Linked DNA regions of Homo sapiens: region 1 is linked to region 2. A link is an interaction called in ENCODE POLR2A ChIA-PET data of the cell type or tissue named here. Cell type or tissue: Panc1. All regions are shown on one strand.

Region 1 (8,000 bases), 490 kb after region 2:
CTACAAGGGATTATTGTATAGATGAATCTGTTGTATCTCATAAGATGCACAGAGTAGTGTTATTGTCTCTAATTAAGGCTGCTGAACAGATGAGTGTGGTGGCTGACGCCTGTAATCCCAGCACTTTAGGAGGCCGAGGCGGGAGGATCACCTGAGGTCAGGAGTTTGAGACCAGCCTGGCCAACATAAGGAAACCCCGTCTTTACTAAAAATACAAAAAAGTTAGCCGGGCATGGTGGCGAATGCCTGTAGTCCCAGCTACTTGGGAGGCTGAAGCACAAGAATTGCTTGAACCCAGGAGGCGGAGGTTGCAGTGAGCCGAGACTGCGCTACCGCATTCCAGCCTGGGTGATAGGGTGGGTTTCTGTCTCAAAAAAAAAAAAAAAAATACTGCTGAAATCTCTCTTGCATTAAATATAAAAAAAACTATCACTTCCTTTAAACTTATTTGATCCTTCACCCTGGAAGGATCAAATGAAAAAGGTAATATTGCCCCAAACATATGTAATAGTATATGATTCACAAGCTTTATTTTAAAGCTATTTTACTAATAATTGGAACATATTAAATGTGGCACCCACAGAGAGAGAATGGTATACTGTAATTTTTTTTTTAAAGTTTTTTAGGCTGGGCACAGCAGCTCACGCCTGTAATCCCACCACTTTGGGAGACCAAGGCAGGTGGATCACAAGGTCAGGAGTTTGAGACCAGCCTGGCCAACATGGTGAAACCCCATCTCTACTAAAAATACAAAAATTAGCCGGGTATGGTGGCGGGCACCTGTAATCCCAGCTACTCAGGAGGCTGAGGCAGGTGAATCGCTTGAACCCAAGAGGCGGAATTTGCAGTGAGCCGAGATCATGCCACTGCACTCTAGCCTGGGTGGCAGGGTGAGACTCCATCTCAAAAAAAAAAAAAAAAGTTTTTTAGAGACAGGGTCTTATTCTGTAGCCCAGGCTGGAGTGCAGTGGTGTAATCATAACTCACTGTGCCCCTGAACTCCTGGTTCAAGTGATCCTCCCACCTCAGACTCCTGAGTAGCTAAGACTACAAGTGTACACCAGCATGCCCAGCTAATTTTTAAATTTTTTTGTAATGGGGTCTATGTTGCCTAAGCTGACATACTGTAATATTTTATGCAGTCATTCTGATTTTTATCACATAGGCTTAAATATAAAATAACTGATTCTCTCCAGAACTGTGTACAAACACATACACACACACATTCACATACACACAATTGGCTTTTCCACTTTACCATTTTGATACCCTCCCCACGGCACAGCATTTCGTACTTCTGTCTCTCTGGCAGGTAATCCACAGCAACCCCTTTTTTCTTTGGTGTAGTTTTCTGATCAGATTGGTCATCTGAAGCAGACTTATTGACATCTTTTTCTTTAGCCATTATATACTCAAAATATTTTAAGTTACCATTAGCTCTCTGATGTTCAGGATCTATTAGAAGAGAAACAAAGCATGTCCATGGGTAAGTTCATGCTTGTTCAAGCATCAGAATATAGTAATATAAAAATAGGAGACATTATAATTTATCTTCCAAACCAGGTTGCTGTTGTGAGTGAAAGGAGGCACTAATAAAAATTATTATACCAAAATAATAGGTATAAGTTACTACTGCCCCCAAGTAAATCAGGACATATAGTCACCTATATAAAAACAGTTCTGGGCCAGGCCTGGTGGCTCACACCTGTAATCCCAGCATTTTGGGAGACTGAGGTGGGTGGATCACCTCAGGTCAGGAGTTCGAGACCAGCCTGACCAACATAGTGAAACCTCGTCTCTACTAAAAATACAAAATTAGCTGGGCGTGGTGGTGGGTGCTTGCAATCCCAGCTACTCAGGAGGCTGAGGCAGGAGAATCACTTGAACCCGGGAGGCGGGGGTTGCAGTGAGCCGAGATCATGCCATTGCACTCCAGCCTGGGCAAAAGGAGTGAAACCCTGTCTCAAAAAAGACAGTTCTGGAGACAGAAACAGCTATTTATTTAAAGGTGGCAACTGGTGCTTTTACTTTGAGAATTTACTAATCAGCTAAAGGAACTAAGTTCAATTTGATGTCAAATGAAGTTTAAAATCTTACTCATCCTACTTATTTTAAGAAATGAAAAAGATTTTTCCAAGACAGAAAAACAATCACATGAGGAAGACAGGGGATAAGCAATTCAAAAGCAACCTTTACCACAGATACATTATAAATGTAGCCTACTTCTAAGGGCTGAGTGAAGTTCAGTCCCAAATTTCTAAGTAAGAAGGAAAAGGGAAACTAAAGATATAATTTTCGAATAAGCTGGAATCCACTAACTGCCTCAGAATTGCTAGTCATAATTTTGAACTACCTTTTAGTAGAAGAAAAGATGACTACGCTACCCATCTGAGAGGAAAAAAAAAAAAAACTAAAGAACCACACACACATAAAAATAAAAAGGCAGAAGAATATATAGAGACTTCACTTGTGACAGTAACTAAGTGTTTAGGATACCTAGGCTTAGATTGTAAAATATTTCTTGTCCTTCAGAAACTGCTCACAATAAATGTTACGATATCCAATATTAACCTAATTTTGTAAAAGCAAAGGAAAAGTGTGTGCAGGGAAGAGGCGTATACACTAAAAGGAAACAAATGTGTAGGTGTCTTTGAGTGACTGGCTTATAGATGACTCTTCTGTATCTTTCTCTGTTTTAATAAATTTTCTATAATGAGTACAAAGTATATTTTAAGTCAAGAGGAAATACCACTGGAAAATACTGAAAGGAAAAAAGATTACTTGAACCAATATCTTGATTTATTATTACCCAACTAAGAAATAACCCAATTATCCAAAGTTCATTTTCAGCAGATCAATCCTTTTGAGCTGTTTGATTCTAACATGCACATATTTTCCTATTTTGTAAAAATAATTTTTAAAGTTTTAAAGCTTCGTTATATACCAAAGGCCACCTAAACTTATTATCATACAAATTCTGGACTCCATCTCCAGAGATTACAATTTAGCAGATCTAGGGTAGAGATCAAGAAATTTTCATTTCTAACAAGTATCCAAGTAATTCTGATGCACGTGGTGCTTGGGCCATACTTGAAGAAACACTACATCTCTGTTCAAAGTACTACTGATAAAATTCTCCTAAGGTGTATTTTTCCAACATTTGAATATGATAAATATATTTTCAGCCCATCTATTTTAAATCACTTTATTTTAAAATATGAAATGCAATAAAACATAACACCCTTCAAAGGAAACTGATTAAAATGGCAACATGGTAAACAAACATTTTTGACTTAGTTACGTTAGCTTCAATTTTGAAATTCCTGGAGAATATAGAGCAAAGAAACACAACCACTGTTATAGCACTATTAGGTGAGAAAAATCAGCCATCATTTACTTTGAGAATAAAGAAGAGAATAATGTATATTTAACAAGTAAAGCTCCTGACTTCTAAAAAGTAAGAAAATACCATATATAAATGAGGGAAAGACAGAAAAATAGAGAATATATATCCCTCAATATAACTATAACCTTAAATTAGGCCCAGATAACATACCTAGTTCAAGAAGCTTCTTTGTGAGCAAAAGTGCCTTATCCAGGTCTCCCTGCTGATATACCGCATAGCTCAAATAATCTAGAACAGAGACTTTATCTATGGTAGAAATCTCGCCTTCATCCAGTTGCCTTAGGGCTTGTTCCATCCACAGTTCCGTATGGTAATAATCTGCTTCTGTATAGGCCACTTTGCCCAACTCAAAGCAGTCCTCAGCCGTTAGAAAAGATTTGTGTTTCACTCCTATGAAAAGAAAATACAGAGAACTTTAGGAATCTTAACACTACTGTGTATTTATTTAGGACTACACAGCTTTCAAAATGCTGTCTCACTTCTATTTGAAGTTCACAATAATCCTCTGGATGAGCAAAAATTACCCTAATTTTATAAACAATGGAACAATCTATAATATAATGTAGATAAACAAGAATCACACAGCTGGTATTAGGGGACACAGAACCTAGAGAACCCAAGACTGAAATTATCAGCCATCATACCAAAATGAAACATCCATTAAGTTGAAATATACTATTTCCTAACAGTAGGAATTACCATATGAGATACATCTCTTTTTTTTTTTTTCTTTTGAGACAGAGTCTTGCTCTGTTGCCCAGGCTGGAATGCAATGGCACAATCTCAGCTCACCACAACCTCCGCCTCCCAGGTTCAAGTGATTCTCCTGTCTCAGCCTCCTGAGTAGCTGGGATTATAGGCATGTGCCACCATGCCCAGCTAATTTTGTATTTTTAGTAGAGATGGAGTTGATCAGGCTGGTCTCGAACTCCTGATCTCAGGTGATCCACCCGCCTTGGCCTCCCAAGGTGCTGGGATTACAGGCATAAGCCACCGCGCCCGGCCACCATATGAGATATATCTATCTCATCCCTAACCAACAATCTGGGCAAGAGATGAATGTACAGGAGGAGAGGTAAATACGTCAACTGGATTCTTTCTTTTAAACAGCATTAATATGTCATTTAAATACCATAAATTCACTCATTGAAAGATTACAGTAGTTCTTAGTATATTTACAGAGTAGAGCAACCATCACCACAATCTAATTTTAGAACATTTTCATCACTCCAAAAAGAAACCCTGTAACCATTAACAGTCACTACCCATTAACTTCCCCACCTTGCCCCAGCCCTAGACAACCACTAATCTACTTTCTGTCTCTACAAATTTGCCTATTCTGGACATAATGCTACTGTGAACATTTGTGTGTAAGTTTCTATGTGAACATGTTTTCATTTCTTGAGTATATACATATGAATGGAACTGACTGGTCCTATAGCAACTCTACGCTTAACGTTTTGAGGAACTGCCAAACTGTTTTCCAAAGTGGCTACATCATTTTACATTCCCACCAACAAGGTATGAAATTCCAATTTCTCCACATCCTTGCTAATGCTTGTTATTGTCCTTTTTTATTGTAGACATTCTGGTGAGTATGAAGAGGCATTTCATTGTGGTTTTGATTTGCATTTCCCTGGTGACTAGTTATGTTGGGCCTATTATCGTGTGCTTATTTCCATTTGTGTATCTTCTTTGGAAAAAATACCTTTTCAAAGCTTTTGCCCATTTAAAAAATTTGGTGGCTAGGCACGGTGGTTTCACACCTGTAATCCAGTGTTTGGGAGGCCAAGGAAGGAGAACTGCTTAAGGCCAGGAGTTTGAGACGAACCTGGACAACGTAATGAGACCCTCATATCTAACAAAAAAAAAATTTTTAGAAATTAGCCAGACATTGTGGTGCATACCTGTAGTCCTGGCTAGCTGAGAGGCTAAGGCAAGAAGAATGCTTAAGCCCAAGAGTTCAAGGTTACAGTGAGCTATGACTGCACCACTGCTTGCACTCTGTTAGAGTTCTTTATTGAGACAGAGTCTCACTCTGTCACCCAGGCTAGAGTGCAGTGACACGATCTCAGCTCACTGCAATCTCCATCTCCCAGGTTCAAGCGATTCTCCTGCCTCAGCCTCCCACGTAGCTGGGATTACAGGCGTGTGCTACCATGCTGGCTAATTTTTGTATTTTTAGTCAAGACGGGGTTTCACCATGTTGGCCAGGCTGGTCTTGAACTCCTGACCTCACGTGATCCACCCACTTCAGCCTCCCAAACTGCTGGGATTACAGGTGTGAGCCACTGCAGGTGCCTGGCTCGGCTACATGATTTTAAAATATTTTTCCCATTCTGTGTGTTGTCTTTTCACTCTCTTGATGGTGCACTTTTGAAACTGTGATGAAGTCCAACTTATTAATCTTTCAGCACTTGTGCTTTTGGTGTTATTATGTCAACTCGCTTCTGCAGTGAAACTTCTATTTTAAGAAAAGGAGGTATTTGATAGTTCACATGAGATAAAATATAAATAGAAAACACTTCAGAAAATACTTAGTCTCATTCATCACTGAAGAAATTAAAACCACCACAAATAAAAATATTTTAAAATAATGGCCTAGATTTATTGAGGTCTTACTATCTGCCAAGTATTTGTCACTTATTTAATCCTCAAAGCCATCTTATTACAGATGAGGAACTAAAATAGAGGTTAACTAATATGTCCAAGGTCACATGTTTAAAAGTAAGAAATGGAATCTGTTCCATACACCTCCAGAAGTTTGTGCTCCTGATGTTATAACATTAAATGGCAAAACCTAATAGTGGGAGGAAGCAGCAATGTAAACTGGTAACTTTGCTTTTAAGAAATTCAGCAATAAGAGAAAAGAAGAATTTAAACTCTATGACTTAATACTACTATTTTTCAGTTATTTCATTGAGATTTAGTACTAGGGGTTGGGGACCTTCCTGTATAAAAGATTTTTGTGGCTGAAACATATTATAGCTAAAAACTGTAATAAGCTAAAAGCGAGGAAATAAGGAATATATAGGCAGATATATCAATTTAATGGAATAGCATTTTTCATTAAGAAAGATAATTTCAATGCTATAGAGAAAATTATAATAAATTTAAAAATAGAAAATATGAACAAATAAGATATCCTAGGCCAGGCGTGGTGGCTCACGCCTGCAATCCCAGCACTTTGGGAGGCCGAGGCAGGCGGATCACCTGAGGTCGGAAATTCGAGACCAGCCTGGCCAACATGGTGAAACCCTGTCTCTACTAAAAATATAAAAATCAGCCAGGCATGGTGGCGGGTGCCTGTAATCCCAGCTACTCAGGAGGCTGAGGCAGGAGAATCACTTGAACCTGAGAGGCAGAGGTAGCAGTGAGCCAAGATCACGCCATTGCGGTCCAGCCTGGGCAACAACAATGAAACTCCATCAAAAAATAAATAAATTAATAAATAAAAATAAAAAATACCCCAACAAAGAGCAGGCATATTGGAATGGGAAAAACAAAAGACCTTCCAAAAATCATAAAGATAACCAACGACAGTTCAAAACTCATTAGGCTGGTTAAAATGTAGATTAAGGCCGAGTGCGTGGCTCACGCCTGTAATCCCAGCAGTTTGGGAGGCTGAGGCAGGCGGATCATGAGGTCAGGAGATTGAGACCATCCTGGCTAACACGGTGAAAGCCTGTCTCTACTAAAAATACAAAAACTTCGCCGGGCGTGGTGGCGGATGCCTGTAGTCCCAGCTACTCAGGAGGCTGTGGCAGGAGAATGGTGTGAACCCAGGAGACAGAGCTTGCAGTGAGCCAAGATCACGCCACTGCACTCCAGCCTGAGTGACAGAGCAAGACGCTGTCTCGAAAAAAAAAAAAAAAATAGATTAAACACAACTAAAAAGAAAATAATAAATCCAGCAGAGAGAGCTGAATAAATTATCATGGCATAAACTACCCAGAATGCAGTAGAGAGAGATAAAAACATGAAATGCTAGTTAAAACACAAAGACAAGGCCGGGCGCGGTGGCTCACGCCTGTAATCCCAGCACTTTGGGAGGCCGAAGCAGGCAGATCATGAGGTCAGGAGATCGCGATCATCCTGGCTAACATGGTGAAACCCCGTCTCTACTAAAAATACAAAAAATTAGCCGGGCGTGGTGGTGGGTGCTTGTAGTCCCAGCTACTTGGGAAGCTGAGGCAGGAGAATGGCATGAACCTGGGAGGTAGAGCTTACAGTAAGCCAAGATGGCGCTACTGCACTCCAGCCTGGGCGACGGAGCGAGACTCCATCTCTTAAAAAAAACAAAAACAAAAACAAAACACACACAAAGACAAAAAAACTAAAGTCTGTCTACTTGGAATTCTAGAAGAAGAGAACAGAAAGAATATAGATAAGATAGTATTTAAAGAGATAATGGTAGAAAAATTTCCAAAATTAAAATGCATGGAAGTTCAGATTCAGGAAACAAAGAATTCCAAGCCAAACAAAGCACATTTGAGGGCTTCTTAACAATGTGTTTCAAGGAGGAAAATTCCAAAAGGAAAGTCTGAGGTACAATAAAGAATGATGAAAAATGAAAATGGTATACATAAATGCC
Region 2 (8,000 bases):
ATAGGGGACCAAAATAATATAAGTATTTCTTTTTTAAAAAATAATATAAGTATTTCTGGTAGTTGAAGCCATTGCTGCAATGATATAATACTAAAATTAATTAAATATTACAGAACTGATGAAATACAAAAAGAAGACTTTTGCTTACAGCCATAATGGAGCAAACGATAATAGATCTGACTTCCTACCAGGGCAAAAATACAGAAAATTGAACAAAATATATCAAATGACTGCTTTCAGACACTGCACAGTATGCAACTCTCTAAGAAAATGGTGGCCTGGCCAGGCGTGGTGACTCACACCTGTAATCCCAGCACTTCGGGAGGCCGAGGTGGGTGGATCACTTGAGGTCAGGAGTTCGAGACCTGCCTAGCCAACATGGCAAAAAACCATCTCTACTAAAAATACAAAAGTTAGCCGGGTGTGGTGGTGCTTGCCTGGTCCCAGCTACTTGAGAAGCTGAGGCAGGAGAATGTCTTGAACCCAGGAGGCAGAGGTTGCAGTGAGCCGAGATTGTACCAATGTACTCCAGCCTGGGTGACAGAGTGAGACTCCATCTCAAAAAGAAAAAAAAAAAAAAAAAAAGAAAAGAAAAATGGAGGCCTATAATTGCCCAGAATTTCTGTCTGGAAACATTTTCTAGACCACAAAGAGGATCCCAAGCCAAATACAGTGATCTTGCTAAACTAAAGTGACAGAGATCAAAGTTTGGAAAACCTGAGGTGCCTGGAATTGGTGAGGCAGAGGACTCAAAAGGAAAAAGTCACACAGAGAAAGAGCTCCAAAAATGTACACAGAACACTCTCGAGTATTGAGTCAACACTCAGCAGTGCATTCTTAGGATGAAACTACACAAAGTAGTTGCCAAGGAGCCACAGGCCAGTCAATTTCCAGAGCTCACAAGCAGGAAACAATCAAGCTCTACCAAGTCAGACTAGAGGAACCTCACTGAACACCCAAGGCATTTAGTAACATCCCAGAAAGATCATGCTATATTAATAGGGCTAAGATAGCTCTAGAGGCTGGGCATGGTGGCTCATGCCTGTAATCCCAACACTTTAGGAGGCTGAGGTGGGCAAGTCACTTGACCCCAGGAGTTCAAGACCAGCTTGACCAACATGGTGAAACCCTATCTCTACTAAAAATACAAAAAAAAAAAAAAAATTACCCAAAGGATCATACATCATGCTGCTATAAAGACACACGCACACGTATGTTTATTGCGGCACTATTCACAATAGCAAAGACTTGGAACCAACCCAAATGTCCAACAATGATAGACTGGATTAAGAAAATGTGGCACATATACACCATGGAATACTATGCAGCCATAAAACATGATGAGTTCGTGTCTTTTGTAGGGACATGGATGAAGCTGGAAACCATCATTCTCAGCAAACTATCGCAAGGACAAAAAACCAAACACTGCATGTTCTCACTCACAGGTGGGAATTAAACAATGAGAACACATGGACACAGGAAGGGGAACATCACACGCCGGGGCCTGTTGTGGGGTGGGGGGAGGGGGGAGGGATAGCATTAGGAGATATACCTAATGTTAAATGATGAGTTACTAGGTGCAGCACACCAACATGGCACATGTATACATATGTAACTAACCTGCACGTTGTGCACATGTACCCTAAAACTTAAAGTATAATAAAAAAAAAAAAATTAGCCATGGTGGTGCACACCTGTAATCCCAGCCGGGCATGGTGGTGCACACCTATAATCCCAGCTACTTGAGAATTGCTTGAACCCAGAGGCAGAGGTTGCAGTAAGCTGAGATCATGCCACTACACTCCAGCCTGGGCGACAGAGCAAGACTCCATCTCAAAAAAACAAACAAACAAAAATAAAAAACAGAGAGTGACAGAGTCAGAAAAACAGTAACTATGTATTTTAAGAAAGAGAAGACTGTGGCTCACTACATTTTCTCTTCTTTCCAAGGAAGTTTCCATAACTAGTGAAAAAAATTATCAGGGACACTAAAGTACCAAGGTTCCTTTGTTAATTTCACAGGGTCACCAAATTGTGAAGTCTCAGAAAGCATTCATTTTCTTTTTTTTTTTTTTTTTTTTTTTGGAGACAGTTTTTCTCTGTCACCCAGGCTGGAGTACAATGGCACAATCTTGGCTCACTGCAACCTCCACCTGCCTCCCAGGTTCAAACAATTCTCCTGCCTCAGCCTCCCAAGTAGCAGGGACTACAGGCTCACGCCCTGTGTCTGGCTATTTTTTGTATTTTTGTAGAGATGGGTTTTTGCCATGTTGGCCAAGCTGGTCTCAAACTCCTGACTTCAAGTGATCCAACCACCTTGGGCTCCCAAAGTGCTGGGATTACAGGTGTAAGCCACCGCGCCTGGCCAGAAAGCCTTCATTTTCTAAAGCTGCTATTGCTATCCCTATCCCATTATTTAAAATGTTCAGCAGAGGAGACAGGCAGACCTTGAAGCACAGTGTTTCCTAAGTATTGCCTTAGCATGTTGAATTCTTTGAAACATCTTATTTCATAGACGAATATTAACAATACCAAATGATCCGAGCAAGAAATTCTGATACAGAGTTAAGCCAGAAATCAACTCCTTTCTGACAACAGAGATGACTGGAAGAATAAAAGTATACGCAAGAACAAGATGGTTGGATAACACTCACCTCTTCCACAAAAGACCAGTACTTGCAGTTACTGCAGATGCTCCCAGGAAAGCCACCATCATTAGTCTTCGCCGGATCTGGATGGGCTGTGATCCTCCATGGTACCATCGAGAACCCACAGCCAGTTCTGCCAAAGCAGAAAGTGAGTTCAGACGAAACATCCTGTGGACAATAAGTAGAAATGTCACTCTTAGCTAGTGGTAGTTATGATGATGATGATGATGATCCTACCAACATTTCTAATAAACACTAAAGTAATTGCTCTATGACAGGCACTATTCTAAACAATTTGCTTATATTATCCCATTTAATCCTCAGAATAATCTTATGAGCAAAGTACTACTTATAAAACTGATATATTAGTCAAAGTACAATTAGAAGACAGAAACCACATGATAATTTGAGTATGAAACTTTTAATATAAAACATTATTAAGGCCAGGTATGTGGCTCATGCCTGTAATCTTAGCACTTTGGGAGGCCAAAGAGAGAGGATCATTTGAGCCCAGGAGTTGAAGAACGGCCTGGACAACATAGTAGGACCCCATCTCTACCAAAAAAAATCAGCCAAGCATGGTGACATGCACTTGTAGTCCCAGCTATTCAGGGGGCTGAGGTGAGAGCACTACTTAAGCCCAGGATGTTGAGGTGACAGTGAGCTATGATCAACAGAGCAAGATGCTGTCTCAAAAAAATGAATAAAATAAATAAAAAATAAAAAATTATTAGTTACAACAGGAAATTTACTACTCAGAAGTTAAAGAAATAGCAGATATAGGGAGCAGTTACTATTCTAGATCTGACACAGAGCACCAAGAAAAGACCAGTCTATAAAAGGTCTACTCTCACTCACAGGGCAGAGATCAGACTGTGTGGAGAGGGCACAGCTATGTATGTCAGAGAAACTTACTAAGGTGCCATGCCAGCAAAATGCACTAGAAAGCCACTCTCTGTGATGCCAGAACAAGTCATCTACTGGACAACTCATGCCAGCGGAATTTGTTGGGAAGCTGACCTTCGCGATGCCAGGGGAAGCCACCCATGGGGAGGCAGTTTCACTAGGAAATTGCATATGAGAGTTGCTGCTAAAACTCCTTAGGAGCTGGGTGCCATTGAGTGTCCCACTAGTTCCTGCATGCTATAGAAGCAAGCCACAAAGGGCACACTAGACTCAGCAAGAAACACCCCTCCTCCAGGGTCCTTCTAGTCTCTCTACTGACAAAGTTTAACAGTAACTGGCAAGGGAAAAACTTCCAGTATCACAAACGGGACAATGAAAGATGTGTTTAGAGCTGAAATGAAAAAAGATAACTGGTACCCATATTTTACAGATCTAAAATATAACTTGCTCAAGAGTACAAAGGTAGGAAGTGATAGATCTAGAATTTGAACCTAGGGAGGACTAATTCCATACTTCAATGTCTCGGAGTTAGGTAGGGAGACTTCAACCTAGGAGGGGAGACTTTGCTGCCCCCTACCTTATAATGCTGACACTGCTTTGAAGTTTTTATTAAATATTTTTCACACCCAGGTCCTTGGAAGCCCTCCTCCCTACCAGATTCTCTATAGTTCAAACTTCACTTAAAAAAAAATTCTTTTAATGTTTTGTTTTAAATCTGAAACATCTGTATTAGTGCATATTACTGTTCAATAAATACTTACTCTTCCATCCCCCATCCCTTAGGCAAAATTACTTTTCTACTTTTTTCTTCCCCTTCTGCATATGAATGCCAGGTCATAAATTTCCTTCTCTTTAAGTTTTTGGCGTATGTCTTGCCATATGTCTTGCTCTAACCAATGGAATGTGGACCAGTTCCATGAAGTGCTTTTAGGAGGTGCTGCTGTTAGTTTTCTTGTGTTCCTGCACTCCATCGAGGGAAGACCATGTCCCAAAGAGACACTGATCCTTCAAACTGGCATCCATAATGAACAGACTTCAGCCTGGAATAAACCACTGTCAAGCCCAGCTGAGCCAGCTGAGCACAGCTGACCTGTAGAATGCTGGTGAGAAATAAATGTGTGTAACTGTAAGCTGCAAAGATTTGGGTGTTGTTTGTTGCCCCATCAATAGCCAACTAATTCAGCATCCAAGATAATTACTGGGAAGTTCTTATTCTTTTTTTTTTTTTTTTTTTTTTTGAGACTGAGTCTTGCCCTATCACCCAGGCTGGAGTACAGTGGCGCAATCTCGGCTCACTGCAACCTCCACCTCCCGGGTTCAAGCGATTCTCCTGTCTCAGCCTCCTGGGTAGCTGGGATTACAGGCACACGACAACCACACCTGGCTAATTTTTGTTTTTTTAGTAGAGACAGGGTTTCACCATGTTGGCAAGGCTGGTCTCGAACTCTTGACCTCAAGTGATCCATCCGCCTCGGCCTCCCAAAGTGCCGGGATTACAGGCATGAGCCACCGCGCCTGGCTGGGAAGTTCTTATTCAACAAAAATTTATTAAATTCATACTGTATATACATCCCTATGTGAGACCCAGAAAGCCAAAAACTATCTACATTCTAATTAAACAAGATAAATACAAAACACTTTTAAAACAATACATTTCTAAAATCATATATATGCATATATATATATATATATATATATATATATATTTTTTTTTTTTTTTGAGATGGCGTCTCACTCTGTTGCCCAAGCTGGAGTGTGGTGGCATGATCTCAGTTCACTGCAACCTCTGCCTCTCGGATTCAAGCAATTCTCCTGTCTCAGCCTCTTGAGTAGCTGGGACTACAGGCACATACCATGATGCCTGGCTAATTTTTGCATTTTTAATAGAGATGGGGTTTCATCATGTTGGTCAGGCTGGTCCCAAACTCCTGACCTCAGGTGATCTACCTGCCTCGGCTTCCCAAAGTGCTGAGATTACAGGCGTGAGCCACCACACCCGGCCTAAAATTATATCTTGAAGTATAGAAATATTATGATAGAAATGACAGAAAACTACAAATAAAAAAGATAAAGTTGAGACTGGGTTAGTCAGCAAAAGCTTTTGTTTAGTCTTAAGCCTCAGAATGGTGTAAAATTTTGATTAAGTCAGAGAAATGTTGAGACACCCCCAAAACCATAGGATCATTTCGGGCACCTCCATCCAGAGAATTAATGTAAATGATTTTTTTCCCTCTAGATTATGACCTTCAGGGCTCAGTATAGTACCTCACTGTTTTAATGCACCAGATGGGCTGATGGAAGAAGAGGCATTTCTTTACAGTCCCACTTTTTTGTAGAGGTAATTCATTCAAATTATACAAAGAATCCATGCCCCCTTTGATTTTTCTCAAAGCACAGTTCACTGATTCCTAAATTTTTGTGTGTGTGTTTTGAGATGGAGTCTTGCTCTGTCGCCAAGGCTGGAGTACAGTGGCATGATCTTGGCTCACTGCAACCTCTACCTCCTGGGTTCAACCAATTCTCCTGCGTCAGCCTCCCAAGTTGCTGGGATTACAGAAGTGTGCTACCATGCCCAGCTAATTTTATATTTTTAGTAAAGACGGGGTCTTACCATATTGGCCAGGCTGGTCTCGAACTCCTGACCTCAAGTGATCTGCCCGCCTTGGCCTCCCAAAGTGCTGGGATTACAGGTGTGAGCCACCATGCCCAGCCCACTGATTCCTAATTTAAACTACTTTGCACTTTGTACATATCTTCCTATGGCATACGTAATTTTTTCTCCCCTTGCCTCAAGGCCCAAATTATTTTTTTTTTCAAGTTGTAAACACATAGTCTAGCACAGGACTTGTTACATTATTAGTGCTTAAAATACTTAACCATTTTACTTTCACATGTCTGTGTACAAACTATACAGGTACTTGCTCCTAACATTTAAGTATACTCTAAGTTCCTAATTTACTTAGAAAACTGTCTTCTATTATTTGGATTCAAGTCAGGTTAGACTACTTAGGCATCTCCTAAAATCAATGAGCTGGTTACTATTAACTCTTCCCTGGGACCTATACCTATAATCTCTTATGTAAACTTTGCTCCTAGCTCCCTTCATCCAATCTAGGTCCAATTTTGAAATTGGACCTAAATCTTGCCCTCATATAGACAAAATGGAAAAACTGTTAATCTTTTCTCCTATTTTCCATGACCTAAGCTTTAATAACACAATTCTTATATCCTTCCCCAATCCCAGAAATCATCTCATTTTATTGCACATACTCTAGCAAAATCCAGCACCCAGGAGGCTGTCCATTATATTTTCTTCCTGTCTGGCAACTTCTGATTTTTTTTTTTTTGGTTCATTTCAAAATTAACATTTCTCAAATCCACATGTACACTCACATAAATAGCACTGCTCTTCGCTACAGCAAAAATGAGCACTAAACTAAAACATGCATATCTGGAGGAAACATTATTCATCACTGACAACAGAAAGAACAGACACTTGGAAGTTTTCAATGTTTAAAATAAATAACAGCCAATTCAAAAGTTGGAACAGGATGAGTGCAGTGGCTCACACCTGTAATCCCAGCACTTTGGGAGGCCACGGCGGGCAAATCACTTGAGGTCAGGAGTTCGAGACCAGCCTGGCCAACATGGTGAAACCCTGTCTCTACTAAAAATACAAAAATTAGCTGGGCCTGGTGGCAGGCGCCTGTTATTCCAGCTATTCAGGAGGCTGAGGGAAAAGAATCACTTGAACCGAGGAGGCGGAGGTTGTAGTGAGCCGAGATTGTACCACTGCACTCCAGCTTGGTTGACAGAGTAAGACCCTACCTCAAAAAGCCAAAAGTTCTAACAGGCAAGGGGTATATAAGCCTGGAAGATAAATTTACAACATCTGATCAGATGTAGAGAACAGCTAGACATATGATCAACTAAGTAAGCCACAATCACTTGAGAAGGACCTTTGAATGCCAGACCAAGAATTTAGAGCATATGTAAAATAGGAAGCCACTCAAGTTCTTTAATAGGAAGAGATCATGGTAAAAACGGGTTAAAGCATTATCAGTCTATCTATTAGCAGTGCATGGAATAAACTGCAAAGAAGCAAAGGCAGAGAGAGCTGACAGGAAAGTGATGAGTACAGCCAGAAGGCATTAATAACCTAGGTATTGGGTGATGAGTGCCTAGATTATAAGTGTAGAAATAAAAAACAGAATCAAACAAAAAATTTCCAAAGAAAAACAAAATGTAGTTGGGCATGGTGGCACACGTCAGCTACTTAAAGAGGCTGAGGTGGGAGGATAGCTTGAGCCCAGGAGTTTAAGTCCAACATGGGCAACATGGTAAAACCCCACCTCTAAAAAAAAAATAATGATAAAGACATTGGTATCAAACACATATTAATATCTAATTGCACAGGAGATATGGAAGATAAAAAGGAGAAATAAA

What was found. ChIA-PET counts read pairs that join two places held together with the same protein. Peaks named below come from ENCODE experiments on the same cell type or tissue, not always from the same donor. Only the 100,000 strongest peaks of a DNase experiment are listed, where the experiment ranks them.
Region 1: POLR2A ChIA-PET joins it to region 2 with 9 read pairs; 3 of 35 experiments call an interaction of 5 or more read pairs at or near these places.

The regions. Positions count from the first base shown.
Region 1 is chr10:73,049,795-73,057,794 of GRCh38, forward strand. P4HA1 (prolyl 4-hydroxylase subunit alpha 1) reads right to left here. Exons shown (of 15, transcript NM_001017962.3): 6 at 3,557-3,796; 7 at 1,259-1,455. Among named protein-coding and RNA genes, the nearest start is that of P4HA1, 43 kb to the right of the region's middle. In Panc1, no CTCF peak of the experiment used is centred here; no DNase peak of the experiment used is centred here.
Region 2 is chr10:72,563,979-72,571,978 of GRCh38, forward strand. It overlaps MICU1 (mitochondrial calcium uptake 1), which reads right to left. Exons shown (of 12, transcript NM_001195518.2): 2 at 2,655-2,816. The coding sequence starts at 2,815. Among named protein-coding and RNA genes, the nearest start is that of MICU1, 58 kb to the right of the region's middle. In Panc1, CTCF peaks have their summits at 4,133 and 4,332; DNase peaks (open chromatin) are centred at 3,623 and 3,983.